Linked DNA regions of Mus musculus: all the other regions are linked to region 1. The links are chromatin loops, found by intact Hi-C in ENCODE. Cell type or tissue: heart. All regions are shown on one strand. Region 1 overlaps Prkg1 (protein kinase, cGMP-dependent, type I). Region 2 overlaps Prkg1 (protein kinase, cGMP-dependent, type I). Region 3 has its middle 83 kb from the start of Prkg1. Region 4 holds the start of Cstf2t (cleavage stimulation factor, 3' pre-RNA subunit 2, tau). Region 5 overlaps Prkg1 (protein kinase, cGMP-dependent, type I). Region 6 overlaps Prkg1 (protein kinase, cGMP-dependent, type I). Region 7 overlaps Prkg1 (protein kinase, cGMP-dependent, type I).

The links. A loop is a pair of places that touch in the nucleus more often than their neighbours do. Peaks named below come from ENCODE experiments on the same cell type or tissue, not always from the same donor. Only the 100,000 strongest peaks of a DNase experiment are listed, where the experiment ranks them.
Region 2: it touches region 1 in a loop (13-fold over the local background); 7 of 42 quality-filtered maps call a loop at or near these places.
Region 3: a loop joins it to region 1, with 5 times the contacts of the local background. A loop is called at or near these places in 19 of 42 quality-filtered maps.
Region 4: it touches region 1 in a loop (2.7-fold over the local background); 8 of 42 quality-filtered maps call a loop at or near these places.
Region 5: a loop joins it to region 1, with 2.7 times the contacts of the local background. A loop is called at or near these places in 11 of 42 quality-filtered maps.
Region 6: it touches region 1 in a loop (2.3-fold over the local background); 7 of 42 quality-filtered maps call a loop at or near these places.
Region 7: a loop joins it to region 1, with 2.0 times the contacts of the local background. A loop is called at or near these places in 8 of 42 quality-filtered maps.

Annotation. Positions count from the first base shown.
Region 1 is chr19:30,841,268-30,845,267 of GRCm38, forward strand. All of the region lies in intron 5 of Prkg1 (protein kinase, cGMP-dependent, type I), which reads right to left. Among named protein-coding and RNA genes, the nearest start is that of Cstf2t, 240 kb to the right of the region's middle. In heart, a CTCF peak has its summit at 2,225 (motif pointing right); no DNase peak of the experiment used is centred here; H3K27ac peaks cover 479 bases.
Region 2 is chr19:31,340,789-31,344,788 of GRCm38, forward strand. The region is part of intron 2 of Prkg1 (protein kinase, cGMP-dependent, type I); the gene reads right to left. Among named protein-coding and RNA genes, the nearest start is that of 8430431K14Rik, 130 kb to the left of the region's middle. In heart, a CTCF peak has its summit at 1,582 (motif pointing right); no DNase peak of the experiment used is centred here.
Region 3 is chr19:31,745,278-31,749,277 of GRCm38, forward strand. It overlaps a transcript of Prkg1 not described here. Among named protein-coding and RNA genes, the nearest start is that of Prkg1, 83 kb to the left of the region's middle. In heart, a CTCF peak has its summit at 1,570 (motif pointing left); no DNase peak of the experiment used is centred here.
Region 4 is chr19:31,080,507-31,084,506 of GRCm38, forward strand. All of the region lies in intron 3 of Prkg1 (protein kinase, cGMP-dependent, type I), which reads right to left. Cstf2t (cleavage stimulation factor, 3' pre-RNA subunit 2, tau) reads left to right here and starts at 2,335. Exons shown (of 1, transcript NM_031249.2): 1 at 2,335-4,000. The coding sequence starts at 2,560. In heart, no CTCF peak of the experiment used is centred here; DNase peaks (open chromatin) are centred at 2,295 and 3,495; H3K4me3 peaks cover 2,310 bases; H3K27ac peaks cover 1,750 bases.
Region 5 is chr19:30,670,715-30,674,714 of GRCm38, forward strand. All of the region lies in intron 9 of Prkg1 (protein kinase, cGMP-dependent, type I), which reads right to left. Among named protein-coding and RNA genes, the nearest start is that of Dkk1, 120 kb to the left of the region's middle. In heart, no CTCF peak of the experiment used is centred here; no DNase peak of the experiment used is centred here.
Region 6 is chr19:31,350,802-31,354,801 of GRCm38, forward strand. All of the region lies in intron 2 of Prkg1 (protein kinase, cGMP-dependent, type I), which reads right to left. Among named protein-coding and RNA genes, the nearest start is that of 8430431K14Rik, 140 kb to the left of the region's middle. In heart, no CTCF peak of the experiment used is centred here; a DNase peak (open chromatin) is centred at 2,200.
Region 7 is chr19:31,072,788-31,076,787 of GRCm38, forward strand. All of the region lies in intron 3 of Prkg1 (protein kinase, cGMP-dependent, type I), which reads right to left. Among named protein-coding and RNA genes, the nearest start is that of Cstf2t, 8.1 kb to the right of the region's middle. In heart, no CTCF peak of the experiment used is centred here; no DNase peak of the experiment used is centred here; H3K4me3 peaks cover 839 bases; H3K27ac peaks cover 765 bases.

The sequences.
Region 1 (4,000 bases):
CTGAGAGCATTTATATTTATTATAATACTCAAGTATTTTTTAATTCCACTTGTAGACACCATAGCCTATTTCAGATACTTCCATTCCATGAATTCCTTAATTATGTGAGAGTGTTGTTTTGTACCATGATGCTATTTTGTCAAATCAATGACCAATCCCAAAACAGAATATCTTCAACATTAAATTTTAAGAGTCTAAAATAGAACTCATCATAGAAATAAAATCTTTCTTACTTAAGATAACTTCAAAACCTACTATTTAATTTTATATAGTGATCAAAATATTATTTAAATTAATATACTTATTTGAGGCATTTATAGAAGACAGCATCATAAGTCCTCAAAGGTCTCAACACATCCCAATCTTCAGAATGTCTGTACACTCTATTTTATATGGAAGAGGAACTTGGTAGATGTGATTAAGAAACTTGAAATAGGAAAATTATCATCAATTATCCGAAGGAATCAAAATACTAGAGACATTATAAGAGAAAATCAAGAGGGTCAAATCCAGAAGATAAAACTTAAAAAGGTGCATGACACAGAAGCCAACGTTAAACTCATGTGATTAGAAAAAAGTACTGACTAAGGAATTTAGGAGATAATTTTGGCTTTCTAACATGAACCCCACAAATCCAGTGTTCTGCTGGTTTTCTGGGTTACCCACCCAAACTCTAAATAGACAAAGCAGTGTTAGTACAGCCAGCCTTTCAGTGGAGCCTGGTATCGCTGGCCTCTGAGAGGCTCTGCCAGCACCCGACTAAGGCAGGTGCAGATACTCACAGCCAACCATTGGACTGACCGGGGGAACCCCAATGAAAGAGTTAGGGGAAGGACTGAAGCAGCTGAAGGGGTTGGCAACCCCATAGTAAGAACCACAGTGTCAACTAACCAGATGCCTCAGAGCTACCGGGGACTAAGCTGCCAACCAAGAGTACAGACATGGGTGGGTCCATGGCTCCTGCTTCATATGTAGCAGAAGATTGCCTCATCTGACATCAGTGGGAGGGGAGGCGCTTGGTCCTGTGTAGACTTGATGCCTCAGTGTAGAGGGATGCTAGAGAGTTGAGAGGTCAGTGGGTGAGTGGGTGGAGGAGCACCCTCTTAGAGACAAAGGGGAAGGGAATAGGTGGAGTGTACATAGAAGGGAGACCAAAAAAAGAGGGATAAGATTTTAAATGTAAACAAATGAAATGATTAATGGAAAAAAATCTACCTCAAACACCAACTGCACAGTAAGTGGGAGGTGAGTAAAACTCACAAGTAACAACATTGCCCTATAAAAGCTGGGGAAGTTCAAAAGTGTGAAGGAATCTGCCTTAATTATGATTTTCATAGTAGCATTTTTTTTCAATCAGTAATGAAGGACGTCTTATCAATTTTCCTATTTTACTCCAATGCCTAGTGTATGTATGTTTCTGGTTTAGGTTATACACATGGGCACCACTGAAATGAGAAGTCCTAATATTTGTTAAGCCTGCTAATTTAACTGAAATCTAATTCTTCATGCTGGTCTTGGTAGCACAAGCCTGTAATCACACTGAGAGTGGCCAGAGCAGTATGATGACAAGTATAAGATCAAAGCCTTCCTGAGCTTCAGCAGGAGTGTGTGTGTGTGTGTGTGTGTGTGTGTGTGTGTGTATCTCAAAAAACTTCAATGACTCCTTCAGCCATCTATCATATTGTACTTGGTATTTAACCTTTTCTTCCATGAAAGCTAACCACATGCTTGTTTAGAGGGGTTTACAGTTTATGTCGGCTATTCTCACAAAACTAATTTTTGAAAGTTACATCTTCTGAGCCAGCCCTTTGCTATAGCTGTGTGACTTCACAAAGGCTCTGAGAGATCATGTTACAAAAGACTCTGCACTTCAGCTCACATTTGTATAAGGCAGCAGTCATATGAGACGATTCCACTTGCATTCCAGTAGATGAGAAGAGCCAAGTGCTTAGAATCCCTAAACAATCTCACAGCCCTCCCCCCCACCCCACCCTACCCCCCCCCTTTTTTTGGCAGAGCTATGAACTAGGGAAGTCGGATATCCTGCCTCCTAGATCCTATCTGGGTCTCTACTAAATGACAAAATTGAGCATCTCTGCATAAGGCACATGATTCATCTCCTATTTTAGTCGGATCACAGACAATCTGCTTTCTAACAGCTGCCTGCAAAACTCTAAGGAGATTTAAGAGGATACTGTACCAATGACAGTAGATTGTTTTTGCTTCATTTTACCAATAGGTGGCACCGTAGACAACAGTATAGCCCCAGTAAGTCTGACATAATTTTAAATGTAGGAATATAGACAAAGGCTTTTGTTTTCCTTTTTCTCTTCCTTTCCTTTCCTTTCCTTTCCTTTTTTTTGGGGGGTAGGGATATAAGAGAAAACTATCCCACCATGCCCCCACCTATGTTCGATAGCTATATAACTTATTTATGTAGTCACATTTGATAGCTATAAAGCTGATATGGAGCTCCAAGTATAGACTCATTTCTGCTTTCCCCTTCATATGTCCCTTCCCCAATGACTAGTCTAGTCATTTGACCCCATTGACATCTGTTCAATAAGAACTATTGGAGTAGCTCAGAGGTAATTGTGTTTGCTAGGCACGGTGGCTCACACCTGTGACCCAGCGCTTGTAAGGCTGAGGCGTGAGGATTGTCACAAGTTTGAGGCCAGCTGGGAATACAGTGAGTTCCAGGTCAGCCTTGGCTACCCTGTTTCAAATCAGGCCCAACTCATAGTCCCTCCCCCAGGGAAATAAATGCAATGAGCACACAGGTGTTCCCTAGATCAGGAACCTTATTTAAATAAATCTAGAGGTTCTTGTGAAAAAAAATAAAGAAGAACCCATTAGGTGTTGATTCAGAATAATTCCAGGTTAAAGGTTTTATTTATTTATATAGTCACTTTTACCTATCTTAGAAATAGAGCTATGGGGTTGGGTGATGGCTTAGCAGGCAAAAGCTCTGACCACAACCTGAGTTTAACAACCTGAGTTCAAATCCTGTAACCTATGTGAAAGCCAGATGTCAGGGCGCAAATCTGTAATCCCAGCCTCCTACCTTGAGGTGGGAGGGGGAGACAGGAGATTGCATCAAAAGTCCAAGAGCCAGCGAATCTGAAGCAGGTAACAGCGGAGCAATCTAAACAAAAGATCCTACCTCAGCAAAGTCCAGGGCAAGAACCAACTCTTGAAAGTTGTCTCTGTTTTACATGTGTATACAGGCATGCCCATACATACACATAAGCATGATGGTGGTAATAATAATAATAATAATAATAATAATAAATAATGGCTAATTAAAGCAAGAATCTTCAGTACCAACGCTTGTTAGTCTAACTAGATCGTGTCTAGAAGTTAGCTGATATAACACTAAGGGATTTTAAACTCAAACACAAGAAAACTCACACAAGCATTTATAACCATATGGGAACACTAATATGCATAATCTTATGGTCTTTAATCACCAACAGGTCTGTTTAAGCCTAATATGAGTCACAGATATCACTCCCTGTGCACTGAGACTATAGATAATAAGAACTGACTTTAAAAACCACAAAATTCCCTTCACTCCCAGCTTTCATGGTCTTAGGTAGTGGTGCCCCCGGAGGGTCTGAAGACAGGGATGCTGGACTCATTGGTAGTACTTCATCCACTTAAAGTTGAACATCTCACCAGTCACTGGATAGAACCAAATTCTTCCCATTTCTAAATGTTTAATCCTTATGATTGCTCCCCTATTAGAACCTTCAGCTTTATCCAGATCTCTCTCAGCTGTCTGTAGAGAGCCAAGAGGATGTGGGAGTGGCTGGAGAGACGCAGTAAAGTTCAAGTGGATACCAGACTACGGTCCACTCCGTGGCAGTGTGTGACTAATATATTAAAGGCTCTGAGTTCTATCCCTAGCACAGCAAGGGAAAGAAGCCAAGAGGAAAGAATTTGAGCCATACTTACTTTTCCAGTTCTGTGCACTGAATACTACCTCGAATATACTCTT
Region 2 (4,000 bases), 500 kb after region 1:
GTTCTTTGGAAAATGTTATAAAGAAATAGTCAATCATGAATTAGACAAAGATAATAAAATACATGTGTGAAGATGTGTCATGCGTCTATCAATCTCCATGTCTGTGCATAAATAAAATGAGCAATGTTCTGGAGGCTGAAATGAAACTAAGCTTCTCTGTGGATGAGGCATAGCTACAGGACTTCATCAGGAGCTTGCCCCTCTGTCCTCAGGCTCTTCAACAGGAGGAGGCAGACTCTATTCCTTCTAAGGTATGGAGGCCTCAAATATATAAAATATATTTTAAAATTTGCACACCATAGTAGTACAGCAAAACGGGTCTGTGTAACAGTCCAGACTCTGGACAGATGCCAGGTTCCAAACAGTACAAACACAACACAGTCATATAATTTAATATGATGACCCTAGTGCAGTTTATATTCTATTCTTACACTGAGAAACTCTTGCTGCTTTATATCCAGCATCTGCTTTGGATCAACTACTATAAATCAAAAATAGTTACAGAATATTAACCATCCCAATGACCTCTGTAAACTATGCCCTAAAATATTCTTAGTCCTTGAGAGAAATTCTCAGGAGGATTAGGATAAAGCTCTTTAGTGATTATAATATGGACATTGCTAGAGGGATATGACCCAGTGTTAATTTTTGCTCATGTTCAGGTATACCAAAATATCAAGATTCTAAAAATAAGCACTTTTTTAAATTAAAAAAAAAAGAGAATAAATTTAGTCCTTTTGCTTTACTTAGAAGAGAACTACTGGGATCTTCATAGTGAACAGAAGGTTTTGTGGGAAGAAATCTGTAGATAAACATTACAAAAATAAACTAGAAATAGAAAAAAGGAGATAGGAGAGATGATTATTTTTGGAAAAAGGAGAAACAAAGGAGACAATGAGAGACAAGAAGACAAATACTTTTGTTAAAGTTAAGACTATGGCAACTATCTAGGTTTGGATTTTAAAGGGAAAGCTGCTAGCAGATAAATAGAACTTACATTTCAAGTTAAAATTCTGATGTTCTGACGGGGAGAGAGAGAGAGAGAGAGAGAGAGGGAGAGGGAGAGGGAGAGGGAGAGGGAGAGGGAGAGAGAGAGAGAGAGAGAGAGAGAGAGAGAGAGAGTAAATCATGGCTGCAGCCCAAGGAGTGGTCGGCAGGCCAGGTTGGATGTTGATCTAAGTAGTGACACTTGGGACATCTCTTCATATGGAGAGGAGTGGGATGCAGACATAACAAGAGGGTTTGCAAGTGCTCCAATGAAGGTGAGGGTAGATAAGTTTTCTTCTGGGTGGTCCTGGCTTTCTTCTCTTCCAGTCAGCCTTCCTCTGAGTATACATACCATAGAAGCATTAGACGGTGTTATTTTAAGAACTAACATCTAAGATACCTTTTAAGAAAACAACTGGTATCAAGAGAAATTATTGGCATGTATAATTTGCTAACATGTCATCACTGAATTGCCATCCATTTATCTGGAAGGCAGGCCTCAGTAGTTACTTGATGTTTTCCAGTCCAGTCTAGCCCAACGTGGATCGTGGATCAGAGATCCCATAACCCATAAGGTTATGACATGTCCACTAGATGGCAGCACCAGGCACGAGTGTGCCCTCAGAAATGCCAGGTCACTGGAAGTTTTGTTTTTTTTATTTTTATCTGATTTTTGGTTTTGTTTTAAATACTGGACAGGAGGGCAAGGAAATTTCAGAAGTACAATTGAAGGCAGGTGCCTGCGCACAAGATTCCAGATAAAAGAGCAAAGAAAGAGAATAAAAACAGAAAACAATTCCTGCCACTTGTTGAGTTGGGGCAGCTGAAGTTGATGGTAACCGTGCAATACTCTCCCAATGGTGTTCAAGCTCATATCCCTACTCCTCAGAGCTGCCTGGAGGCAGAGGCATGCTCACCAAGATTGCTGGGATGCCGGAGAACAGGGTACATTGGCGGCAGGAGGCACACCAAAGCATCTGAATGGATGTCCGTCTGGCCCAGCCTCCGTCCTCTGAGAAGCAAAGCCATATCCTGCATAGCCACGGAGTTCACCCAGACTTACAGCATCCTACCCTGTCTTTCTCCCTACAAAACTCGCTCTATAGTCCTTCCTCAAGGCCCAGAGATCTCTTATCCAATCCAGAGGCTTTGGGGGGAATGAAGTAAATATGGTTATTAATCATACATCAGATATAACATGAGTGTTGGGTAACACTAAATAACTGAACACTCAGGTTAGAAGTTTCCTGTGAGGAACCTTTCAAAGTTCACAGACTCCAGGGTGCTTGGCACAGAGTAAGCAAATGTCCAGTTTGTTATGTGAATCCCAGTACCCAGGAGGATGAGATAGGAGGATCCTGAGTTCAAAGCTAGTGAGCTAGTGAGTTTAAGGACAGCCTCGGCTACACGGTAAAACCCTCTTTTTAAAAAAACCTCACAACCAAAAGATTTTAAAACCATCAATTAGTGATGTCATAGCCTCTCCAAAAATGTTTGGTTTGGTGCCTAAATTTACAGATGAGAAAAACAAAGACAGAGTTCACATGACTTTGATGTTAACTATAGAATCAAGCAACTAGAGCCTGCCAGCCCATGACTCCTGTATAAGTATTTTTCCCCCTAAATCAGTGTTTCCATGGGAATTCTAAAATTAGTGAACAATACAGGCTAAATTTTTTAATACTTTGCCATATCTGAGTTGAGGGCTGAAAGAGAAGAAGGGAAAAAGAAGATTGCACACCATGCACCCAAAAGCAAGCAGTAGCACACACTCTTAGGTGAGGGCTGAAAAATAAATGCCTCTAAGGAACAAATAACAGAGCCGGACAAGGGGAGGACTGAGGCGGGGTGGCCTGGCTGGGACACAGAACACACAGACCTAACAGGTGGCAGCCTGGTAGAAATAGCTGCTTCAGGAAGACACAGAAATGAGGGTTTCACGTGTGATCTGCCAATGTTTGTAACTGTAAGAAGTGCAATACACTGAGTAAACCAAATTAGCTTGCTGTCATCCACCTTTTAAAGAGGTGCCATGGTTCTCAGCCCCACATGTGCTCATTTCACCAGTCTGAGGATTCTGCCCCGGAAGTAGGATTCTCCAGAGGTCCCAGTTGGATCTATTTACCTAAGAAGTTAAGTCTTCTAACTCTAAGAACCGTCCCTGTTGATGTAGATGCTAGCTGAGAGTTCATTAAGAATGAGGAATCTAGGGGCTGGAGAGATGGCTCAGCTGTTAAGAGCACTCACTGACTGCTCTTTGGAAGTCCTGAGTTCAAATCCTAACAACTACATGGTGGCTCACAACCATCCATAGTAAGATCTGATGCCCTCTTTTGGGATATCTGAAGACAGCAACAGTGTACTTACATATAATAAGTAAATAAATCTTAAAAAGAAAGAAAAAAAAGAAGGAAAGGAAGGAAGGAAGAAAGAGAGAAAGAAAGAGAGAAAGAAAGAGAGAAAGAGAGAAAGAGAGTGAGAAAGAAAGAAAGAAAGAAAGAAAGAAAGAAAGAAAGAAAGAAAGAAAGAGGAATCTGGATTCCCATAAAATCTGGTGCTTTTCAGATTACAGCGAATCCCAAGGTGTAGAAGAAACTTTAGCTTACCTGTCTGTCAGCTGCGCTTTTGTTTTCTAGCCATGATTTGGTGTTCATATTTTATATCTGCTATGAAGAGACAATGGAGCCAGTGCAGAAGTTAGGATCTGCAAACATTTGCCCTTTCATAAATCAGAGCCTCAATTATGCTGTTACACTAAACAAATATTGCCCCAGGGACTCCAGGAGATGCGGTGAAAAAAAAAAAAAAAAACCCCACAAGCCTCGTGGATTTTCCCTGATTCACCTGAAACATAACCTTTGGCTTCTTTCATTCCAGATTACTACTGATTTTTATCATACATCTTTTAGCCTGTCAGTTATCTTCAGCATAAACGTCACTAACTGTCCCTTGTATGACATAATCTCTAAATTAAAAACACCAATCCCTGCTTGGCACAGGCAGCTTAACAATC
Region 3 (4,000 bases), 900 kb after region 1:
TTCTTTTGGGAGGGGAGGGGTTTGTCACAGAAGCCTTCTAAGGTTCTCAACTGTGATTCTTTGGTCATCAATAACACTACCAAAAAGCCTCCTTGCCCTTTATGCTCCACAGTAGCAGTGATCATGCACCTGTTTTCTGGCAACAGCATGGGCCACAGATATCCACAAGGCCTCTGGCAGCAGCACCAACCATGGATCTCAGCACAGACTCTGGTGGCAGTACAGACAATACAACCTTTGACCACAGCATGGAGCAGGAACATCATTATGGCCTTTTGAGGATAGCAACATAGGCCTCAGACATCAATAAAGCTTAAGGAGACAGCACAGACTATGAAGATCCACACAGCCTTCAGTAGTAATGTGGGCTGTGGACATCAACAGGGCCCCCAGCTAGAGGACCACAGACACCACTTGACCTCAGGCAGCCTTCCATTACATTTTAATTTATTTTCATCCTAGAATCCACCAAGTTTTACCAACTGAACTTTGTAATATGTTTCCTCATTCATTGTTTTTCTGCATCACTAGACCAGAGGTTGCATATGCCTCAGACCACTGCACCTTCAACATTCGGAATAGTGACTGGTACAAAGTAGATACATGGCAAATAAATAATTACATGCTGAATGTGTGAATGGGCTCTTAAATATGCTGCTTAAGTGTATGTTTTCGTTCTGATGTTAGTGCTAACTTAACCACTGTGTGTACAGATATGGGTAGCACAAGGCTTATGGGAAGCTTATGTATACATATATGCACACATATATGCATGTGTGGGTGTATATATGTATATATGTGTATGTGTATATGTATATATCACTATGCCTTTCCAAAAGACACCAAAGAGCTTTGATGGAAAAATGTTTCTTGATTCCAACTAGGTATCCCATTATGATTGTCTGTCTTCACACTGCCTCCAGAAACCATGCAGAAGCCATGAAATATTTTTGCTCAAATATTGGGAGACTGAGGCATTCAGTGTTCTTTCTCCCTGACTAGGCATAAGGAGATGGTATATCTTGAGCTTGTCTTGAAATGGCCACAGACACTTTATTAAGTAAAATTGGATTAAAAATAAAACAAATACCGACACTTAAATACTTTCATGTATTGCTGACTCAGTGAAGAGTAACAACTTTTAGTGATGTTGCCTCCTCATTGATTCAGAGACGGCTTGCAGGTTAACTACTAAAAACCCTTTTTAAAATCCGTCTGAGGTCATTTCTAACTATGAAGTTCCCTTTAAATAACACAGGGAAACTTTTGCTTATTAATTTATCATTTAAAATATTTGCATTCAGCTCGGTGGCCTCACTTTGTAGATGGATTTGTCCAGGACCCTGGGGAATAATGAGTGCTGTCTGAGACATTTTAGTTTCTGAGATTAATGGGTATAACCCAAGATTCTGACAAACATTCCACAATTCCAAAGATAGCACACACACACACACACACACACACACACACACACACTAATTATCTCACCTTAAAATATCCAGTTCCTAGGTTAAAAGTTTTCCCAACGACTTTCAATGGAGGCTGCACTGCCCCCTTGTGGGAGTTTGTAATATTGAGGTTGTCTATTGGATACCTGTGTTCTAAAATTGGCAGAATTCTGTACACTAATGAATTATTCCACAAGCCATACAACTTCAAGTCCCCCCCCCCCAGGAGCATTCAGGCAGGAGGAAACTTAAATCCATTTTACATATAACTTACTTGCTTATTTGTGCACGGAGCTTAAATTGCCTTAAATTTGCTGGGAATGCAACTACCATGTAAATTGAGAGAAGAGAGTATTTGACTTTGTTAGACATTTTACAGATAGCTAATCATTATTTTAAAAACCTGTCGATACCTGGCAGGAGTAAAACCAGTGGCCACTACTACAGTGGCAAAGAATCAGCACAAGTTTCAAAACATCTGTTCAGCTGCTGCCTGAAATGACGTCACCAAGAGAAACATGCACTCTGTCTTCAGTTCAACTTACTGTGTGCTTCTTTTCTGGTGATAGTCTCCAACCTGTATCATTTTATTACATATCATATCTTTTATTATGTATAATTACTTCCTTTCTACATTATACTTACAGTAGTATTTACCCATGTGTACATTCAAATGATTGTATGTGCAGAGAAGTTACACATGAGTTTCATTTTAGAGTCATCCTGGATAGTTGGAAAATGCATGTTATAAAGGGGAAAGTATGGCACACATTTGGTGGTAAACCACCGTTCCTGCCAATCATGACCTTTTGGAATTTCAATTTTTTTTTTCCAAACATATCATCCAGTCCTCACAGCATTTGGCCTTCTGCAAATATAACAGAGATGCCCTTTATGTCTGTACCCAAATAAATGTCATCTAGCCAATATGAAACAGACCCAAAGACATGCAGGGGAGGAGTGGAATTTGCTGTTCTGCACTCGACCCCTGGAATCCCACATCTGCCTTTTTAAGCTGCCTTAAAACAACTTGGCACAGAAGAAAGCCCATAAGGATTCCCACAACATGAGGACTAGTAACTTTTCCCGATACCCCTTTCTGATCCTCCTTCTTACTCATCGAGATACGTGGGCATTCCCAGTCAAGTTTTTATAAAATAAAACAGCCAGTTAAATGATGCCTAAGATCTTTACAGCAGTGAGAAGACAAGAGCCTGAAGACAGCGGTAGCAACTGTGCCTCTACAGAGTCTTATTCACAAAGAGCTTCTAGACAGCGCATGCTAAAGACACGGAGAGCAAAGCTATTCAGATGATGGGTTGGAGAGACAGTTCAGTGGTTAAAGCAATTGCTTCACATGTGTTAGGGCCTGAGTCCAGATACTTGGCATCCACATAAAGCACACTGAGAGCTACCTCTGCAGCCAGCACCGGGGAGGCAGAGACAGGTAGGTAGCAAAGGCTCACTAGCCAGACATTTTAGCTGAAATAATGCATTCCAGGTACAATGGAGCTCTTTTCTCAAAAAGTAAAGTGGGATGGACCAGGGGAAAACACCTGAAGTTGACCTCTGTCCTCTCACACACATATGAGCAACACAACACACACACATAGCCATGCGTGCACATACAGAAAGAATTAGCTGGATCTGGTTGTACAAGCCTAACACCCCTGCTTCTCTAGACGCTGTAATAGAATGGGGCTGGCCCACAGCAGGAAGGATCACAAGGTCAAGGCCTGCCTGGGGAACTTTGGAAGATCTTGTCTCAAAATGAAGAGTGGTGGAACTCAGTCGCAAAGTGCTTGCCTAGCAAGCACAAGACCCTGGATTCCCTCCCAAGTCCTATGAAAAATTAATGGTTAATTAACTTAATTTAATATACTTTCTTCCAATTCTATACATACTATCATACTTTTAATTACATTTCAAATGTTATCTGGATTTTATTATGTAGCTTATTTTATATACAACTAAACTACCAATTGCACCATGTAACTAGTTCAGATTGTTAAATTACTCTTAAATAATTAAGAGGCTCATGGTCTCCAGGGCACAGTATAATAAAACTTGTGGAATTAACAAAAGTTTATGATTAGGTTATAAAATGTGTTTATGTCTTAGCTTGAGTAAAAGTGGGAGAACTGCTTAAATTCCACGTTTAAATATGTAAGATAACACCAACTTAAAAATCATTTACACCCAAGTATAACCTGGTCTTTAAGAACGTATAACTTTAATTGGCTGAAATAAAATATTTAGCGCTTTTCTCAGTTAGTATTCATTTTGTAACTGCTTTGAGAAATGTGCCAAAGGTGATCTGATTTTATCCTATTTAAAGTTTCTTTCACGTTTCCGATGACCATGAAGAAACAATTCACCAAAAGCATTCAGAAGTAAAGCATTGAAATTATAAACATTTTCCCCCAAAGATAGAAAACTTCAGTGTACATCAATGAAAACTGCCAGTCTCTCCTCATTAAAAAACAAATTTTGACCTCATCTGAGCCAGTAGACTATCAGTTAACACCATATACTTGGAAATCAAGAAGTTC
Region 4 (4,000 bases), 240 kb after region 1:
TTATTTTATTTAGTGTTTTAATATACTTTACAGACTCACAAAGACTACAGTATTTACAATTTTGTGTAGAATTTCATCTCTGAAAATAGCTAAAAGGAGAGGGGAGGTTTTACATATATCCCGGGTTTGCCTACAACTCAGTATATAGTCCATGCTATCCTTGAGCTCAAAATGAGCCTGAGCCTGTCTTAGGCTTTCCAGACTTGTGTGACCACCCCTGCTGTAAATACCACATTTGCCAAATATGTCAGAGATTTGGGTGGTTTTGTTGGTTAGTCTTGTTTGTTGAAAACACGTACATTTTTAGTCAAGGCAGTTAGTTTTTTTTTTTAAGATTTATTTATTTATTATATGTAAGTGTAGCTGTCTTCAGACACTCCAGAAGATGGAGTCAGATCTCATTATGGATGGTTGTGAGCCACCATGTGGTTGCTGGGATTTGAACTCTGGACCTTCAGAAGAGCAGTCGGGTGCTCCTTACCTACTGAGCCATCTTACCAGCCTGGCAGTTAGTTTTTAATTTGACTGATAGATGCTCAAAGTAATTCAGAGTAAATATTAAACACCATTTCTTTTCTTTCTTTCTTCTCTTCCTTCTTTCTTTCTTTCTTTCTTCTTTCTTTCCTTCCTTCCTTTTTTTTTTTTTTGTCTTTTGGGTTTTTTTGTTTGTTTGTTTGTTTTGTTTTGTTTTGTTTTTTGAGACAGGGTTTCTCTGTGTAGCCCTGGCTGTCCTGGAACTCACTCTGTAGACCAGGCTGGCCTTGAACTCAGAAACCCGCCTGCCTCTGCCTCCCGAGTGCTGGGATTAAAGGCGTGCGCCACCACCGCCCGGCTTAAACACCATTTCTACAAGGGACTAAGCTGATAGTATTTAACAGACACAAGTGTTAAAGTGTTGAGTGTCTCTCAGTGTGCCATCACCAGCTTGGAACTAGACATAAAGAGCTCCGGGATGTCCTGGAAGTATCCCAAGTGCTAGGATTAAAGATGAGCCGCCATGCCTAATTTATGGTGAATGTTTTATTTAATGTTTTAAAACCTTTAAGTATCTCATAGGCCCCACGTGTTGCTTTGTTTGTTGGTTACTGTGTTTTCTTTGACCATCAGGTAAAGATAAGGCTTGTGGTGCTTGCCTCTAATCCCAGCATACACTGGGAGAAGCAGGAGGATTGCAAATTTGAAGACAGCTTAAACTACATACACAGTGAATTTTTCAGGCCAACCTGGGCTGTAGAAGGGCCCTGTATTAAAATAACAAAATTTGTTTTAGTATACCTGATAACTTAATTTATTGAATTAATTGACAACTGAATGTAAAAATATACCATCTACATTAACATAACACATATCTGGGTGTAGTGGCCCACTCCTTTAAGCCCAGCACTTGGAAGGCAGAGGTAGGTGGATCTCTTGAGTTCAACGCCAGCCTCATCTACAGACTAAGTTCTAGGGCAGCCAGGGCTACACAGACAAACTCTGTCTCAAAAAACAAAAACAAAACCAAGAACAAAACAAAATATAAACCATGATATTTTTTGAATTTTTTTCCAAGTTAAAACAGTGAAAATTATGTTTGGTCATTTAAAATAAAATGGCAGTATTTAAAGTACAAAACTGGCAAGAGAAGTGGGCGGTGGTGGTGCACACCTTTAAGCCCAGCGGAGGATTCTGGGAGCTGGAGGTCAGCCTGCGCTCCAGGATAGGACTACATAGAGACCTTGTCTCTAAATAATAAATAAAATCACAACTACTTATATGTGTACAATAAAAGTTTAGTCGATTAATCCAGACTCTGCAGTCATACTTTTTAGTTAATTCCACTTTAGCATTGATGTCAATTAAAATTTGTAAGGGGAGAGAGAAATGATCACACAACAACCTGCGCACACAGAAGATACCAGGGAAGACCCTGGACTTGGTAACAGTTTGAACAAGCCATAGCTTGGGGGCGGGGCTGCGGCTGACAGAAGCGCTATTTTATCTTTGCGATAATTATGTTTAATGTTGTTAAGCTATTTTAAGGGATAAATAACAATATTTTTACCTCATAATATTGGATATAATTTTAAATATTTCTATTATCCTACACTAAACGAAAGCTGTGAAAACACATTAAGCCTTAAATCAGCTTCCGGCTTGCGGTTTCCCGCCGGTGGAACGCAATGAAAACAGCCCCGAGTGTGTGGAAACACAGACGCTGCCGGTTACCCCATGGAAGCCCGATCGGCCATTTTTAATGAGGTCAGTCGTAGTGCATCCTGTGCCCGCAGGAAGCGGGGGCGGGACGCCGGGAAAACTCGACCAATAGGACCATGGAACGGAATCCTGTTGTCAGTAAGTAGGCGCGGACAACCGAGCTCACGGCCCGGGGCGGAAGGCGTTAGATAAATTAGTCCGGTCTCAGGAAGCAGTGTCTGCGGCCTAACGGAACTACAGATTCCTAACAGAAAGGTTTCTGTCCGGAGCTTGCTATCTGCTTCCGTTACAGAGCGGAAGTGTGGTTCGCCAGAGGACGACCCTTAGACGAATTCAATCTCCGCTGTCCTCTCGGCAGCAATCATGTCGAGTTTGGCGGTCAGAGACCCAGCCATGGATCGATCGCTGCGTTCGGTGTTCGTGGGGAACATTCCGTATGAGGCGACGGAGGAGCAGTTAAAGGACATTTTCTCAGAGGTTGGTTCAGTTGTCAGTTTCCGTCTCGTCTACGATAGAGAGACTGGGAAGCCCAAGGGTTATGGCTTCTGCGAGTACCAAGACCAGGAGACTGCGCTCAGTGCCATGCGAAACCTCAATGGGCGAGAGTTTAGTGGGAGAGCGCTTCGGGTGGACAATGCCGCCAGCGAAAAGAACAAGGAGGAGTTAAAGAGCTTAGGCCCGGCGGCCCCCATCATTGACTCCCCCTATGGGGACCCTATCGACCCAGAAGATGCTCCAGAATCGATTACTAGAGCAGTCGCCAGCTTGCCCCCAGAGCAGATGTTTGAGCTCATGAAGCAGATGAAGTTGTGTGTCCAGAACAGTCACCAGGAAGCTCGAAACATGCTACTTCAGAACCCACAGTTGGCGTATGCTTTGCTGCAGGCACAAGTGGTGATGAGAATCATGGATCCAGAGATTGCACTGAAAATTTTGCATCGTAAGATACATGTCACACCACTGATCCCAGGCAAATCTCAGCCGGTCTCTGGGCCTGGCCCTGGTGGGCCTGGGCCTAGTGGGCCTGGCGGCCCTGGCCCCGGCCCTGCCCCTGGCCTCTGCCCGGGACCTAACGTCATGTTGAACCAACAGAATCCTCCTGCCCCTCAGCCTCAGCATCTGCCAAGAAGACCTGTGAAGGACATTCCACCTCTGATGCAGACCTCTATCCAGGGAGGAATTCCAGCTCCGGGGCCAATACCAGCTGCAGTTCCTGGACCTGGACCTGGTTCCTTAACTCCAGGAGGAGCAATGCAGCCACAAGTTGGCATGCCAGTGGTTGGTCCAGTGCCCCTGGAGCGAGGACAGATGCAGATATCAGATCCTAGACCTCCGATGCCTCGTGGACCCATGCCTTCTGGTGGCATACCTCCTCGAGGACTACTGGGAGATGCTCCAAATGACCCACGTGGAGGGACTTTGCTCTCAGTGACTGGAGAAGTAGAGCCCAGGGGCTATATGGGACCACCCCATCAGGGTCCTCCAATGCATCATGGTCATGACAACCGTGGCCCTGCCTCACATGATATGAGAGGAGGACCATTGGCAGCAGATCCCAGAATGCTAATTGGAGAGCCCAGAGGTCCCATGATAGATCAGAGAGGTCTACCTATGGATGGTAGAGGAGGTAGAGAATCTCGAGGGATGGAGACTCGGCCCATGGAAACTGAGGTCTTGGAGCCACGAGGAATGGAGAGAAGGATGGAGACCTGCGCGATGGAAACCAGAGGCATGGATGCAAGAGGACTAGAGATGAGGGGCCCTGGCCCTAGTTCCAGAGGTCCGATGACTGGTGGAATCCAGG
Region 5 (4,000 bases), 170 kb before region 1:
ACAGCTATGACATTCCTAAATGCAAAAGGGGAGGGGTCATGCTTTGTGGCATTTGATGATTACATAAAATTCAAGTTTGGGGCCCCATAAATAAAGTTTTATTAAACATAGGTTTCTCTCTCTCTCTCTCTCTCTCCCTCTCTCTCTCTCTCTCTTTAAAGACTTATTTATTTATTATATGTAAGTACACTGTAGCTGTCTTTAGACATCTCAGAAGAAGGCATCAGATCTCAGATGGTTGTGAGCCACCATGTGGTTGCTGGGATTTGAACTCAGGACCTTTGGAAGAGCAGTCAATGCTCTTAACCACTGAGCCATCTCCCCAGCCCCCAAACACAGCTTTTCTCAATGGCTCAAACATTGTAGCTGCCACTATACCACAACAGATTTTGGTTAGACTGCAGGGCCTCAGCTCATAGTTCCATCTTAACAGGTACAAGAGAACACACTACAAAAAATCCTATAAACCCTTGCTCCTGTTCTACTTGGTACTGTTGATAAAACTGGTGTGTGTGTATGTATGTGTGTTTATGTATGTGTGTATGTGTTTGTGTATATGTGTGTGTATGTGTTTGTGTATATGTGTATATATGTGTGTGTGTGCATATGTGCTTTTTTGTCTGTACATATGTGCACTGAGGTGCATGTACATGTCCACAAATGAGCATGGAGGTCTGAAATCAGCCTTGGGTGTAGCTCTCTAGGTGTCCTTCTCCCTGTTCTGTGGGGCAAGATCTCTTACTGGAACTTGACAAGCAGGGCAGGCTGTCCAGTCAGTGAGCCCAAGGAACCCACCTGTCTCTGCTGCCCAAGCATTAAGATAATAAACAAGCTCTTTAGCACCCAGCTTTTTGTATTTGTATTTTTTTAAGGTTGTGTGTGTTCTGGGGCAGGAGAGCTGGGGTCAGTGGTTAAAAACCCAGGCTGCTCTTCCAGAAGATCCAGGTTCCATCCCAGCACGTAAGGCAGCACACAACCGTCTGCCTCCCTAGTGCCAGGGGAGCCAATGACATCATTTTGCCTTCAAAGGCACATGGTGTATAGATACACATGGTGTATAGATACACATGGTGTATAGATACACATGCAGGCAAAACACCATCAACATAAAAATAAATAAATTATAATTTTTTTTAAAAAGTAGGTTCTGGAGGTAGAAATCAGGACCTGGTGTTGGCTTGGCAAAAATACATTACAGACTGAGCTTCCTTCGTAGGTCAAAATTTTTTTTTGAACTGAAGTTTTTCTAACATAATAATATAGCTGGAAGAAACAGCTTAATCACATCGTGTCTCTTGCCCAAGCCGTTTTCTTTACTACTAAAAATTATTAAAGAAAAATCAAATCAAATCAAATGAAAAAGTGTTAAAGTCTTTGAAGACCTTGGCACGGTAAAGGACCCAGACATTATTGCTTTAAAGAGAGAGCGGTTTTACCGTGAATCTTGCAGTGTAGCTGTGGTCAGATTCATTAGGAGAGATGCACATACAGATATCTGTAATATAAATTATTCAGGATATACAAACTCTGTAACCAGAATGTAAGAGGCGCCATTAAAGGAATAAGCCCTGTCACTATATTTTCTTTGACCAAACAGGAACAAAACATGTAAGTGCCTCTAGGGCACGAGTAATTTGCTACTGCATCTGCCTTTGCCTTAAGGGCCATCTTTCTGCAATCTCATACAAGGTCACTTGACACTCCTGTAGAACACTAATGGGCCTAAGTGGCCCAGTATTATCTCTGAGTAGTTGTAAATTTGCTTGCTTTTCTCTGAGGTGGATCTGATAATGCTGACTTAAAGATGAACTCAGCTGTCTAAATGTGTAAGGACTCGGGCAATTAAAAAAATAAAAAACAACTGTGCTTCTTTTAAGGGGAGTTGGGAAGAAGAGAAAAAAGAGAGAGAGTAATATGATATATTAAGTAGAGGGGTGAATATTTGGAAAGAAGGGGAAGAGCAGAAGGGGGCACAAGTGGCAAGGGCAGTGGAGGAAAGACAGGAATAAGCAAGATATAATAACATCTAGGAAAATGCCATAATGCACAGGCACACACGCAAACACACACAAACACAAACACACACATATATGCTTTATTCTGAGTACCTTCCAGCTGAAATATAAACAAGGCATATCTTCACACTTAAATCTAGCTACTCAACTGAATTTTCTATTTAAAACCAAGCCTATAAGAAATAGCCTGGTATGGAGATATACTGGAGATTAAAGTTGACTGTTGCCGACTTACAATGTAGCATTAAACTCCACAGTCACCTGTTAAGCCTATGATTTTTCTCTGGAATAATAATAGCAACAACAATAACAATAACATATCCTAGTTCAAAATATTAATAGAAATAAAAGTTTAAATAGAAAAAATAGAGATAGAAGGATTAGTTCAGAGTCAGTTCAAACTCCCTGTGAGCCTTTCATGTGGGAGGCAAGGACTCTGAGCTTTAACTCTGCCCTCTTTTTACTTTTTCTTTTGAGACAGGACTCACTTAGTAGCCCAGGCTTGCCCTGAACATACTCTATAGACTAGGTGAGTCTTGAACATATGATATTTCTGTTCAAACTCTAGAGGAGCTGAGAGTACAGGCCTGTGCTGCCAGGGTCAGCTCCAACTAGCAACCACAGGAGGATCTACTCATGTGCCTTTTCATGATCTTCCAGGGTTTCACACAGCTTCTTGGCAAGTCTGGTCACTTGGTCACTTTTTTGCTCACAGTCTTCTAAATGATAAAGATTGCCATGCAAATGAGGCACACTTGTAGCACAGGGCCAGTCTGACAATGGCCAATGTGTGCATGAGACACAGGAGGAGAGCCTCAGTGGCCACACAGACACTCCCTTGCTCCCCAGGGTATGTGTCCTCTAAAAGGACCACAGTATGCTCCCTTTGGATGCCAGGTAATGCCTTTTTGGAGGGAGGTTTGACTGCACTGGGGATATGGAGTGACCCCGGTGAGGACTCAGTGGGCTAGTTCATAATCTCCTGCCATGAAACTCAGACAACACTACATCACTTGTCTGCGATGAGGCCAGGGTTTTTCTTCCCCCAACTCAGATATCTTAGATCACAAGAGAATTCACCCATATAGTCACTGAGTACGTTTCCTAAGCTAAAAAAACACAGAAAGATTCTATCTTATGCCTATCTCAGAGCCTTTGAAACGTCAGACTGTTTACTCAATGATTTATTTATAGGATGTGGCAGGTATAGTCTTTGAGAGACAGATAAGCTGAGTTTTAGAAATGTAGAGTTGGGCTCGCTCGTTTTATGTTGACTTTATACAAATTATAGAGTCATCTGGAAAAAGGAACCTCAACTGAGAAAATGCTCCCACTCTCGTGGGCTGTGGGGAAGCCTCAGGTACCATTTTTTTAACTGATTTTTTTTTTTTTTGGTGGGGGCGGGCCCGGATCACTGTGAGTGGTGCAACCCGTGGGCTGGCGGTACTGGGTCCTATTAGGAAGCAGGCTGAGCAAGTCTGGAGGAGCAAGGCAGTAAGCAGCACCCCTCCATGGTCTCTGTATCAGCTCCTGCTTCCAGGTTCCTGCCCTGACTTCCTTCTATGACAGAATGACTACAAACTGTAAGGTGAAAAAATGACTCTTCCTCTCCAACTTGCTTTTGGTCATGTTTTGTTTTGTTTTGTTTTGTTTTGTTTTAATCACAGCCATAAAAACCCTAAGACAAGGCAAGATCTGGTACTTTTTTCCTCCAAGGGGTCATAGAGAATTTGTATCCTACACTTACCCAGGCAACAATAGATGTAGTAAGTAACCAATAAAAACATACCCAGACCCAAAATGTCAAGTGTAGGGAAAGATACTTGAAAACTTTATGGAACAAGATAGTTACTTTATAATGAGCCAAAAAAAAAAAAAAAAAAAAAAGAAAAAAAAAAAAAAAAGAAAGACATATTGGGACCAGGATAGAGGCAAAGTTAGGAAAAAAAGATCATATATGATTAGAAACCAATCCCATTTGCCAT
Region 6 (4,000 bases), 510 kb after region 1:
ACTTCTAAGTGCTCCTAGCCTGAAAATGACAGAGAAGGGATCACTGCTATGAGTCGAAGCCTTCTGAGATTGTATTAGTTTGTCTACCGCAGAAGGTATTATCGTACACAAAGGACAGCCATAGGCCACTATAGTGGGCAGATTCTTGCCCTCCGCCCCAGGGCCAGCCCCAAATTATCCATTAGTCTTACATATATAACACATCCATATATCCCAAAGACAAGTAGAAATGTGACTGCAGTGCTCTGTAATTCTTCCTTGTTTCCATGGCCTCATTTATCTAAAGGTGCACAATTCCTTTCTTATCCCCATTGCCTTTTCGAGAATCGATTGAACCATTTTAAATCCAGTTGTTCTTTCGGCATCAAAACTTAGCTTGCATAATAACCACTATAATTCTGAAAGGTAAGAAATCACTAGGCATAATTTTATACACTCTTTACCAACAGGCTCTGAAAAATAAGCATTTGTATTAAAAGAGCAGTTGTATTAAAAAGTTAGGTCAATTTATTACATTTGAAGCCTTAATTTCCTTGTTTGGCTGATATGGGTTATTCTACTTGTTTTACAAGCTATGGGATATGAATGATGTGAAACTACTCGCATAAACATTAAGGTTATGAATCTGTTGAGGCCTATGAAGAACTAAACCACAGTTATAGAAACATAAAAAAAAAAAAAAAAAAAAAAAAAAAAAAAAAAAAAAGGACGGGTCTCAAATCCAAAATCCAACACATTGTTTCCATGGATTTGCCCAGAAACCTACTATTTAACACAACAGGGTCCTTTGAAAACAGTTCCTCCTTCAGAATTCTGGTTCCGGACAACTACATTGGTTCTTACAAATTTCCAGTGACAACTGCCTATCTCCAATAAGCCAAGGAAGGACCAGCTAGTCTGCTCCTGCATCACTCTTGTATGAGTTGGCCACCATTCATTCTACTAAAATGACTTAGTAGAACAAGGAGGAAGCTTCAGCGATACAGAGAAGAGGTAAAACTCTAAGAGATCTATCCAACCCTGTCTTCACATGCCTGCACCAGGAATTCCCTTCCCAGGAAAGGAGCCAAAAGATCCACAAAGCTCTTGAATAAGAATAGAGAGGAACAGCTGTCGCCAACAAATTAATTTCATTGGTTGAGTTCAACAGCAGCAGGCAGGAGGCCTAAGGTTGCTGTGTGTTGCTTCAGGGACCTGCCAGGGTCATTAACATCATTAAGATAATCTGAGAAGGCCTAAGAAGAGAGGGAGACCTAGGAATACTGCTGAAGGAAAAAGGCAGAGAAGTGGAATTCTGATCGACAGGGCACTCCAGGAGCCTTAAACACAGAAAAGAACTAACAGCAGGATAGATTGCAAAACACCAGTCGCTCCCTTCCTTTATGACTGTCCTATTGCCAGAAGAAAAACCGATCTGGTCCTTTTGTGTTCAAGTGTGCAGTTTCTTTTCTAGTCACTCAGTTCACTGTGGAGTTTGTGTTCCACAGCCCATGGACATTCTATGAGTCTAAACCCTAGTGCTTTCTATACCCAGTCATCGCATGCACATTTTTCTAGACATTTTTTTATGAGAGCAATGTGGCATAATGTCAAAACACAGGACCAGAGAAGGTAAATGAGATGTAAGCATAAAAACCAAAAACTTATGTGATCTCAGAAAAAGGTTGTGTGAGGCTTTGTATTCTGAATGTATGTGTCAAGTGTAAATGCAATCATTTCTGATATGATTTTTTTCTTTTTTATTAGATATTTTCTTTATTTACATTTCAAATGTTATCCCCTTTCCTAGTTTCTCCTCCAAAAATCCCCTATTCCCTCTCCCATCCCCCTGCTCCCCATCCCACCCACTCCCATTCCTGGTCCTGACATTCCCCTATATTGGGGAGTAGAGCCTTCACAGGACCAAGGGCCTCTCCTCCCATTGATGACCGACTAGGCCATCCTCTGCTACAAATATAGTTAGAGCCACAAATTCCACCATGTGTTTTCTTTGATTGGTGGTATAGTTCCAAGGAGCTCTGAGGGTACTTGTTAATTTATATTGATATTCCTTCTATGGGGCTTCAGTCCCCTTCAGCTCCCTGGGTATTTCTCTGGCTTCTTCATTGGGGACCTTGGGCTCCATCCAATGGATGACTGTGAGCATCCACTTCTGTATTTTCTAGGCACTGGCAGAACCTTGCAGGACACAGCTATATCAGGCTCCTGTCAGCAGACTCTTGTTGGCATCTGCCTAGTGTCTGGGTTTGGTGGTTGTTTATGGGGTGGATCTCCAAGTGGGGCAGTCTGATATGGTTTTAATGGGATTTTTCAGCCTGTGTGGTTTTTCAGCCTGTGTGGTTTATATATCTCACACAACCTGTGAGGACAAGAGGGAGGACTCCAGTTGGGAGTATTCTTTTCTATCTGGGCTTAAGTGTAGGCAAACTCAGATTTACTACTTTATTTCAAACTGCAGCTCTCTGTACAACCAAGCACATACTTCTTTGTGACAGAAGACATTTCTCCAAGTCCTTGAGAGTCCTTGGAAGAAATTAAGGCATCTTGTAATCCCATTGACAACCTCTCTGGGATCTAAATTACCAGGAAATTTAGCACCCCTGTTCAGAACAGGGCTGGACAGCACATGTGTAGATCTATTTACAGAATTTAACTTCTGAAAGCATCCATCTTGTTATTTTTTTTCCACCCTTTGGGAAGACCTCATAACCAAACTCAAAGCATTGTCCTGTCCCTGTTGTTAGAATTTAATGAATACTTTGTGATTCATTAAAGGTGGGGACCTTAATTTTTCCTTAGCAAGTAAGACAAGGAAAGTAAGTGCTTCACCATGCCTTCTGCATTCTTCAGCACAAGGGAAGGCTCCCAAATCCACAATTTTGTCCTAAAATACCATGCTAAGTTAAACTAATTTAGAGGTAAGTAGGTAAAAGGGTAGGAGAGACATCTGCTCTACATATCCAAAAGTGTGCATTTGAGATAAATATACCCTTCTCTCATAATTCTTGTCTACGTACAATGCTGAACAAGGCCAAGTGTTGCTGTGGTATCTGTACCATACATCAGGTATGCTTGGCATTATCCCACCAGAAGGCAGATCTTACCATGCTTAATTATTCACTCAAGCTCTGGGGGAATATAAATGTTGGAAAGAAGAACTTAAACCCACAAAGTGCAAAGTGTTCTGATTCTAGAACTAAGAAGTTCTGCCCTATCATATCGACTTTCTCATTCACAAGGCAACCTTTTGTCCTAATATTGCCCTTGGGTAATCTCACATCTCCACTTCAGCTTCAAAAGAGATCCGACAAATTGACTCAATACAGCTATTTTTTTTCCCTAATGTTAGTGACAAGAAACGTTTTTGGCCTCTGCAATAAACAACCTGTAGATTCACACACCACCCTCTCATTTCTTCATAATCATGGATCTATGAAATGTATGGATATATGGATATAAATGTATGAATCATGCCATAAACTGATATCATACATCCAAATAAGTTAAGTGAAGATCTTCATAGCTCAAGTTTGGTAAGTATGGCTTCAACCTGATTTTGATGAAATGATTCTGCCTGAAATACTGCTGGTGCAAATTTGATATGTTGGCTTTATTACAGAGCTACTCTTGATGGTACCAAAATATGTGGATGGCTATCTTACTGACTTTCTCATTCACAAGCCAACCTTGAGTCCTAATATTGCCCTTAGGTAATTTCACATATCCACTTCAGTTCCAAATTAGATCTGACAAATTGACTCAATCCAACTAGGTTTTTACAGGCTGGAAATTACTTGCTCCCCACAAGTGTGTTGAAAATCAGCAAAGGGGCCACTGTAATACTGTCTGCCTTAGAGGGCACCATAATTCTCTGTGCCTCCCAGGTAACACTCAGGACACTAAACTTCCTTCAGCTTCCTTCACTTTCTGTCCTTCAAATAATGAAGAGAATTATTTGTATACTTCATAAAGAGGTTGAGGAGTGTATTGAGTTCACTGG
Region 7 (4,000 bases), 230 kb after region 1:
TCAAGCTAGAAAACGTTCAATCCATTTTAATACCCTATTTGTAACTAATGCCTTTCCAAACTCCAAACACAAGATTTGCTGTTTTATGTATTTCTTTCTACCAAACAATCACATATTTTAACCGTCATGCATTTCTTTCATGAGAGTGACAGTTTCAATGTGAAACAGCTTAAATTAATAGCTGTCTCTGATCTACTTTTCCCCTCTGTGAAATAATTTACGGTCATCAGCAGTCTGTTTTTATAAGTACGCAGCCACCAAAGCTTAGGAAAGAACTCACAACAATGAATTTTCTTGGCAATACAATATATTACCTAAAATGTCTTGAGTAAATCACCTATGCGAGCGGCCGCATGCTTCCAGTGCCTTGGTATAAATGACAAAATCACCCTTTGCTAGGGCTTTTCAGGGTCCTGTCGTGTGTCACAGACTTTCACAGTTTCTCCCCATTGGTTTTATGTTGTATTTTTGCTTCCAGGAAAATACAGAGGCAGCTGACAAGGCAAGAAATGCTGGGAAATTTGGCTGCCAGTAAAATTTAAACGAATCTTTCCTTGGGGAGAAAAAAAAAAAACTCACATTTAGTATTATTTAAAAAAAAAAAAAGCAAGCTAGGCTTTTTGGGGGGGACTTCACAATTTCCTTTTGTGGAACTGCATATAGGCATTTCCCAGCTCTATCTCTTACTTATTGTCTCACCATCGTCAAATCCACCTATGCATGGCTCAGCTCCTTTATCTGTCAAGAAGTCCTCATAGTGATTATGTAGAGAGCACTTAGCCCACCCATCACACTGCCGATCTAATAAGAATCACTTGGTTTTACATCTTTCACACCCGAGGAAGAATATTAACCAGCACTTGGAGCCTATGTTCTCAAAGGATAGTTGTGTAATGAAACTGTTAGGTACTGTATTAAAATCCTAGTTTTCCAAATATTATTTTGACTAAGCCTTCGAACTTTATATAGTGATTTACTACATAAATGTTAATGGGATTCAGAACACACCACACCAAAATATGGCACATTGGCACAAAAAAAAAAAAGAGAGAAAGAAAAAATTAAAAACTAGCAGAAGCAATAAAAATCACTTTTGCCGAGCCCCAGTGTTCTTTCTTCAATAAATCATAAACGTGTGGCCTGCATCTGCCTCCAGTGCTGCGAACAGAGGCCGGCACTACCGCGGCCAGCTTCCTTACGTGTTTGTTCGATTTTGTGTTTGAGACATGGTCTTTGTAATAGAGTCTGGTTTTGAACTCACAATCCTCCTGGATTAAATTAACAGCCCTCACAAGTCCTCTGTTAGGTGATGGGAAGTGCCAGACACCATCAGACTAGCACGGGCTTCAAGAGGGAAGCCATCTGTGACCACTAGGACCTCTGGCATGGGATTACCAGCATGACAAAAAGAAGTCACAGTCTCGGTGCTTCATTGAATGATGAAGAAATCCTGTTTTCTCTTCACCCGAGCAAGAGTCGGCAGATATACACGGGGCAGTATCATTTTCCTTTTCTCTATACCTCTAAGGGATTCAAATAAGTCACAGCTCTGTTTGGAAACTGTCTACTCAGATCCTGTCTTCTTTATCCAGACAGAATGGAAATTCCTCACAGACACAGCTGTTCCTCTGTTCCAAACTTGAACCCGCTCGTTACTAATCCTCCATGAAAATTCGAGAGAAAATCAGACGGATGCTTCTGGTGAACGCCACATTTCGGCTCACACTGAAGCTCCCATATTAGAAGCCGTCCAGTGACTCCCTTCCGCACAGCGCACAGCACAGTGAGTAGTCAGAAGTGCTGAAGAGCTGTAGTGTTCTAAAGTTTTCTCTGGCTCTCACGGAAAAGCTTCAAATCGGTTTTCCTAGGGATGGGGAGGGGGGAGGCAAGCTTTTTCTGTCCCCGCCCGCCTTCGCCACCCCATCTGCAGACACCTGCTCTCTGGAGGATTCCTTGGAACCTGGCCTTTCTCTGGAAGTCTCCCTGGTGACAAAGAATGGCTGCAACAATTACCCCCCGTCCTGGGACCTTGGCAGCAGATTGCAAGCCACTAAATAGGCAGAGAAGATTTTGCAGTTCTGTTTTTATCCTCCCTCCAGGCACCAACTTCTCTTCTGTGGACTCCTTCGGGCTTTGGGCTGACACACAGGGTTCCATTTTCAGGCTTAACAAAAGACAGAGCCCAGGAGGAATAGGTCGTTTGCACTTCCTGGTTTCCCTGCAGGCTCTCCCTTTGTTTCCTAGAACCTGGTGGGAGTTGGCAAACACCTGGAGGCCAGGGAGAAGAAGTTCTCCAATTATCCCGCCAGATGAGAAAGTAGATACAGATTTCAATCTAAATGTCAGCGTCAGACTGTGCGGAAGATGACAATAAGGAAGCCAGTGTGGCTGTTTATTGTTGTGTCATTAAACTGCTGAGATGGAGTTATCAATCTTTTTTATATGAAGGATGGAAGTGTTTGGGGTTTTAAAAATGTATACTCAACTTCAAGAAAGTATGTTATATACACAGTGTGTGTTTTCTGAAGATCATAAATTATGAAGTAAGCATTTCTTTTGAAAACCTTTTATTTTATGCATACGGGTGCTTCACCTTCATGTGTGGCGTTACAGATGTTTGTCCACTACAGTTACTTTTGGAATCCATAGTCCACAGTGATTCAATCCTTACTAATGCTGCTGTACCAATAACCACATTTATTGAAAAAATCCTTGTTTGGTAATTGGGGCTGCTCTGAGTCCCATCCAGCTCCTGCCCTGGATCTCTCTGTGACCCCCTCCCCCAACACACACACAGATAAATTCTTGGCACTTTGGGTTGATCTTTCCTGCCTCAGTAGAGTTGGGGTCCGAGTTCCACTTCACCCCAGAACCCAACCCTGCTTTGCTGTACTGAACTAATGGGTAAACCTGGTTTGCCACTAGGAAATATCCCCAGAGAACTGAAACAGCAATTAACAAAGGAGAGAAAGTGGAGAGGGCTAGATCTTCAGCACAAAAGAGCCACTGCAAATGTGCAAAAAAAAAAAAAAAAAAAAAAAGTGTGAAGGAGGGCAATATATACACACCTACATACATATTTACACAATATGCATATTTACATATACAAACATAAACACACACATATTAATACACACACATGTGCATGTGCACACACTTGCACACGTACTTGCACCCACAGATAGGGAGAGGGGAATGGAACAGAGTATCATGAAATCCTGAAAAAAAAAAACAAAAACAAACAAACAAACAAACAAAAAAAAACCCAGTTCCTTCTTTTCTTGGAGATAGCAACATCATTGGCTGCTATGTCCTTATTTGTGAACGCCCACAGCTGCACACTTGAAGATCCTGTGACTATGTCTCCTGTGACTATATCTCATGTCAGGGCCTAGCAATATGTGGGATTCAATGAGCCCATAAGCACCAAGAGCCAATCTAATCTGCCAAATATTCTCCTGAGAAGACAGATGCTCTAGGGCTCTGTCTAAGCAGAAGCCAGGCCAGGTGACCACACAGTGGGAGGGTAGCCGAAGGAGAAAGCAAGGGCTGCTGCCCTTTTGATATTATGCAAGAAAACATTTCTCTTCTTTGAGCCAACCAGTTTGTGGTATTTTATCACAGCAACCCTACCAGACTGGTCTCTGCGTTATGACAGGTCACAGGAGAGTATTAAAATAACCCCCAATGTCGCTCCTCTCTGTAGCTGCAGTTGGTCTCTGGACCTTCACCACAGAGCACTAGCTATGGCATTTTCATATATACTACATCTTACATTTTAACAAAATTTCTAACTCTCAGGAGTCTAGTGTAATATGACAAATTTAAACTGGCACTCCTGAAGTAATGTTTTCTGGGGAGCATTCAACTGTGATAAGGAGTCCAAATATGCCCTGCCACATTGCTGTTCTGTTGGTGATGTTTTAAACCTGATCCCCAACTGACTTCTTCAGAAAGACCACTCTCCCATAAGCAAGGTTCACTGTAGGTTCATTCTTAA